2 separate regions of the Homo sapiens genome follow, and region 1 is linked to region 2. The links are chromatin contacts, found by Hi-C or POLR2A ChIA-PET in ENCODE. All regions are on one chromosome and are shown on one strand. The core of a region is the stretch at or near the end of the contact, and the rest is flanking DNA. Distances in the headings are between cores, read along the strand shown. Region 1 overlaps SLC7A7 (solute carrier family 7 member 7). Region 2 overlaps TRD-AS1 (TRD antisense RNA 1).

The links. Hi-C counts contacts between places; a loop is a spot of excess contacts on that map. ChIA-PET counts read pairs that join two places held with the same protein, here RNA polymerase II (POLR2A). Pooled maps may share reads with other maps.
Region 1: a pooled map shows a loop between it and region 2 (4-fold over the local background). The contact joins two enhancer-like sites. A Hi-C loop is called at or near these places in 3 of 37 single-sample maps with no recorded cell type and 4 of 50 pooled maps. POLR2A ChIA-PET finds 5 or more read pairs at or near these places in 1 of 52 experiments (OCI-LY7).

The regions. Positions count from the first base shown.
Region 1 is chr14:22,794,706-22,797,547 of GRCh38, forward strand. The region is part of intron 2 of SLC7A7 (solute carrier family 7 member 7); the gene reads right to left. Among named protein-coding and RNA genes, the nearest start is that of SLC7A7, 19 kb to the right of the region's middle. RefSeq lists an enhancer at 1,809-1,878. Within about 2 kb of position 1,571, at least 2 of the 41 ENCODE cell types and tissues checked have a DNase peak (open chromatin) inside an H3K27ac peak, as active enhancers do.
Region 2 is chr14:22,465,401-22,468,263 of GRCh38, forward strand. The region is part of intron 2 of TRD-AS1 (TRD antisense RNA 1); the gene reads right to left. It also overlaps TRA, TRD and TRDC. Among named protein-coding and RNA genes, the nearest start is that of TRD-AS1, 16 kb to the right of the region's middle. Within about 2 kb of position 1,256, at least 2 of the 41 ENCODE cell types and tissues checked have a DNase peak (open chromatin) inside an H3K27ac peak, as active enhancers do.

The DNA of each region.
Region 1 (2,842 bases), core at 321-2,820, 330 kb after region 2:
TATCAGAACAGTCGCAACCCTTTGCTAACTCAAGGCTCCTCTATCCTGGCTGCAAACTAGCATCACTTGACGAGCTTTAACAGTCCAGTGCTCAGGCCCCACCCAGACCAATGAAGTCAGAAATTCTGGGGTGGAACCCAGGCATCGGCATGTTTTTAAAACTCCCCAGGTGACTCTGAAGCATGGTGACAATTGAGAACGGCTTTTCCCACCTCTAGTGACACAAGACCCTCATCAATTCTCCTCAAAAGCAATTTTTCTGCTTCCTTAATTCTCGTTCTCCAAGCCAATTCTCATCTCATTCTTCTCCCCAGTGGTTCAGATTTATGTAGTCAGGGAGTGGGAGTGATGAGTATTGTTTTCTTTCTTTCTTTTTTTTTTTTTTTTTTTTTTGAGACAGCGTCTCACTCTGTTGCCCATGCTGGAATGCAGTGGCACAATCTTGGCTCACTGCAGCTTGGACCAAATGGGCTTAAACAATCCTCCCACCTCAGCCACCTGAGTAGCTGGGACTACAGGCATGCACCACCATGCCCAATTAATTTTTTTTTTTTTTTTTTGTAGAGACCAAGTTCTCCAGACTGGTCTCCTGAGCTTAAGCCATCCTCCTACCTCAGTCTCCCAAAATGCTAGGATTACAGGTGTGAGCCACCGTGCCCAATCTGAGTATTGCTTGCTTGCTTTCTTTCTTTCTTTCTTTCTTTCTTTCTTTCTTTCTTTCTTTCTTTCTTTCTTTCTTTTCTATTCTTTTCTTTTCTTTTCTTTTCTTTTCTTTTCTTTTTTAATTGAGACAGAGTCTCACTCTGTCGCCCAGGCTGGAGTGCAGTGGTGCAATCTCGGCTCACTGCAAGCTCCGCCTCCCGGGTTCACACCATTCTCCTGCCTCAGCCTCCCGAGTAGCTGGGACCACAGGCGCCTGCCACCACACCCAGCTAATTTTTTGTATTTTTAGTAGAGACGGGTTTCACCATGTTAGCCAGGATGGTCTCAATCTCCTGACCTTGTGATCTGCCCGCCTCGGCCTCCCAAAGTGCTGGGATTACAGGCGTGAGCCACCGTGCCCGGCCTTGTTTTCTTAATTCTCCAGATGATTCCAATCCACAGCCAGAGTTAGGACCCACTGCTGCCCAGCATCTTCCGCAACCTCCTCTAGGCTACCTGCCCAGCTTCTTCTGAGGCAGAGAGAAAAAGAAAGGAACATAGAAACATAGAACATAGAAAGGAAGAGAGCAAGGATGAGCCCCCAAAGGGACTTGATGATCAAAGCAGCATAAAGGTCTACCCCTTCACTGCTGGTCAAGAGTTTGTTCCAAAGTTCACAACAAACCCACACTAGAACCCAAGGCTCTGATGAAAGCCTATTTCTTGAGGTGAATATGGGCCAGAAAAGGTAAGTTTCTTCACCTCCACCCTCAGATGGCTCTTGGGAAAAGCCCTCTGAAAAAGGCAACTAGCTTCCAAGTAGAAGGTTCAAAGGGCAAAAGTCCGTTGGGGGGCCCAGCATCTGACTGTTCCACCTCATTAGCCACAAGTACATGAGATCAGTCATTCTGGTACCAGGAGAAGCTGCACGAGGACACCTGGCCAAAGCTCTCAGACACACAGAGATCCAAAGTCCTTCACAGCCCACAGCGGCTCTGGCAGACTCAGGGTAAGCTGTCTGCCCCCTTCCCACAGCAACCCTCAGCCCCCACCAGCACCCTGAAAGGCAAAAGCACGAAATACCCTTCTCAGCCAAGTTGAACCTGGAATCATATCTTCTGTTCATTCATCCAGCCAACATTTATTGAAGAACCCACTACATGCAATTCACTGTGGCCACATGTGTATGACACGAAGAATCTTTGCCTGATCCCTGAAGAACAGTACTCTGTAAACAAAGAGCCCTGAACTGCCAGGTACTGCTGACTCACTGGTACAGGGGACATACTGAAGGCATAGATGGTAAAAATGTCCTGGTAGTGTCCTGAATGGCAAAACAACTAGGTCTCAGTGTGGGCAAGTGTAGGTAAGGCAAGAACAGTCATGTCCACCTGTGAACAGTGGGCCAAAACACCTTGGCTCTGAGGAAAGGACAGTCGGGTGGAGCTGGACTTCTGGACACCTATCCTCTTGCTGAGAGGAAAGTTCCACCTCTCTTGCAAAACAGAAAGAAAAGGCTCAGCCCTCCTTTCTGATCCCTGAGCTATTGTGAAGTAAAATGTAAACTGCTTTTAAGTCATCCAAAGACAGCATGCGGAAGGTAAAGCTTTTAGAAATCAATAAGATGCATATGATATGAATATAACTTGCAGTAATAGATACTATTTTTAACTGACAACTGTGTGCCAGGTCACTATGTACTTACACCTATCTTCTAATTTAATCTGACAGAGAGTAAGTTTTATTATCTTTATTTTACACTTGAGAAAACTGAGGTCAGGCAGTGACTAGCTCCAAAGCCTACATCCATTCCACCACACCACATACCTCCCTAACTGTATGCAAGAATGTGAGACGGGGAGTGGGATTATCTCCCCCTGTGGTAATGGAGATGCCTAGAACTTCAGAGCACTGGGGCAGTCCACGAATTTCTCCAAGAAGTCAGAATAAGCAGCTTCAGGAGGTGCCATCTGCACACCTCTCTGTTTGGGAAAAGCAACCATTTCTACTACCCTAGACAGGACAGTGAGGCTCCTTCAAAACTCAGAATTCCTTCACTCACTCACTCATTCATTCATTCATTAAGCTTATATTGAGTACCCACTGTGTTCCAGGCCCTGTGCAGGCTCTGAGATTAAGATCCAGTCTCCAGCCTTCACTCAAAAGTGGACATTGACAATTACAAGAATCAGTTGCTATG
Region 2 (2,863 bases), core at 6-2,505:
AGTGAGCCACAATAGATTAGTGATGTCTGCAATGGTACAGTATAGCAAGTACCGGCCAACCCCAGACTACATGACCCCTACGATTCCTTCTAGCACTGGCAGTCTATTCTATAACAACTTTCTTCACTGCAGGCTGACTGGCATGAGGAAGCTACACTCCTGAAGAAACCAAAGGCTTACAAAAATGCATCTCCTTGGCTTCTGACTTCTTTGTGATTCAAGTTGACCTGTCATAGCCTTGTTAAAATGGCTGCTAGCCAAACCACTTTTTCTTCAAAGACAACAAACCCAGCTCATCCTCCAGCTTGATGGGAAGACAAAAGTCCTGGGGAAGGGGGGTTTATGTCCTAACTGCTTTGTATGCTGTTTTATAAAGGGATAGAAGGATATAAAAAGATATAGGACTCTTTTTTTACTCCTACAAGTGATACACTTTGAAAATGATGTTTTGTTCCTTTTGACTTTCTTTACCTTTTGAAGTAGAAAGTGGGAACCAACAGGTTCACAGCTTCATTCCTCATGAGGCAAATAGGCCTTGGGAGAAGAAGAGCGGGTGCCCTTTTATCTAAACATGGAAGGCTCTGCTCAACTGAGCACTAGATTTGCTACAAACCAGCATCATCTTCTTCCTCCTGTCCTCACGGCTTGTCCCACCCTCTATGTTCACTTCAGGAGCCACACTAGAGATTCTGCATGGCGTGGAGGAGGACAAAGTTTCAGCACTTTCTGCCTCTCCTAATACTTTACAAATGAGATTACATTTGAATTTGCTAATACTTTATGAGCAGGCAATGAGGTTTCCAAAATCTCATCTAAATACTCTCCAATCTATTAGCAAAAATCAGAGTAAAATACAGAGGAAAGGCACTGCTTTCTGTTAATTGATTTAACATGCATGAATTAGCTCCCTCTGAGTTCCAGGCACTATGCTGAGAGTACAAAGAAGACACAAGTCTGCTTTCAAGCAACTCACTGTGAAAGTGTTTTTGAAGGGAGGAACAGAAATGAGACCCCTATCTTTCCCTATAAAAACAACATTTTTACTGTCTTTTGCCTGCCAATCTGTATTTGAAACCATTGGACACTGATTCTCTGGCCTGGGACTTTGGCATTGATGGTTTTCTGCCTTTCTTCTCAGCCTCTGCCTCTATTGCATTTATTAAACTGCATTGTGTGCACCTCGCCTCTGGCTTTACTCTTTGCAGATCACCACAGGGGGAAACTCAGCTCTGTGAGCTCACTATTAGTCAGCCAAAAGCCAAATTGAACTTATGGGTCACACTGCACTTTCCTGAGCCCCAAGCCTACAGAGGCCCTGCCTTGGAGACCCAGCCTCGGGTTTCCTGCTGCCTCTGCTGATGCCGCTGTTACAGCAAGAGCAACAGCAGCACCTGCAGCGTGGCCAGTGACCTCTGCTACTGCCACCCAGGAAGGCCACAGCCTTTTCCAGGAGCACTGCTCAGGTGCAGAGCCCTAGCAACCCATTATTGTGGTTCTCTCAGCACCTATGTGGAGCATCAAGTCGGGGGTTATGAGGTTACAAGTGAAAGAGTGACTGTCGCCAACAACTCCACTTGCCATCCCCGACAGCAAACTCCCCCATCATGTCTACTACACCTTGTATGTGTAAGGAATGCTGATTTCCAAAACATTCACGAGTTACCTTGTGTAATATTAGGGTGTTTCCTCTGAAGTTGTTAGGAACAAAAAGATCATATTCTCATTTTTCAGATAAAACAAAAATGCCCTCTCCTCAAAAAAGTATGTATCATGTCCAGAGTCATTCAGTGAGGCAGGGATATTGCTGGGAGCAGAACCAAGGTCTCAAGATTTTCAGCCCAAAGTTCCTGCTATAAGAACATACTGCATCCCCAAATGAGGACAAGATGTCAAAGTGAGTATCAGCTAGAATGAACTTCAGGATTGTCCCATATTTAGCATATAAATGAGCCACCCTCTAGCCCACTATGCCAGAAACAAAAAAAATCCTGGCATATCACAGGACCATGAATTTCCCACACCAAAAGGAGCCTCCAGGGAAGATTTAAGGCAAGAGCCAGGAGGGATTATGGCTGCCTTCTGATCTGGGGCCATGATATGTGAACTGTGAGATGGACATGTGTCACACTCAGTAGGCATTAGAACAGAAGCCCCAGAAAGCCAAGCCACATGCCCAAGGTCTTTGGCTCCCTCATCCCCTGTTCTTTCCATTGTTCTATACAGTGGCTACTCTTGTCCACTGTTTCTGAAGAGCACATAAACTGCTGCCCAAACCACTCACTGATAGAGCCACCTAGGGTACAGCTGCAGAAGAGAGCCCTGGAAGTGTAACGCTGCATCTCTGGGCCTGTCATTATCCAGGTATACGACTTTGAGAATGTCCACCATGTCTCTGGACTGCAGTGTAGTTTCTATAAAATAACATGTAAGGCCTCTTCTATTTCTAAGATTATATCTAATAACTCTAATAGTTCTATTAAGGCAGATAATTCAAGAGAAGAGGAAGGAGGGACTGATTCCCAGGGACTGAGGGTGTGTATCTATTTCAACATCACATAGTCAGTTTGCCCCAGAGGAAATTTTCTCTGCCGGAGACACCACTGAGCTTCAAACTCAGGGACTTGGCAGCTGGAATTCTGGAAGTCACAACTTTCCAGGAGTGCCTCAGTGCTCTGCAGTGAAAAAAAAGAAAATGTTCTCCAAATAAAATAAGTAAAATGGAGGTGTCAAAGAACATCAAGGAGAAGGTGGCTGGATATAAAAAGATGCGGGAAAAAAAAAGTAAATTGGTGAAAAGTCTTTTAAGTAAATAACTTTGTGTCTAACTTAATTTTTTTTTTTTTTTTGAGACAGAATCTCGCTC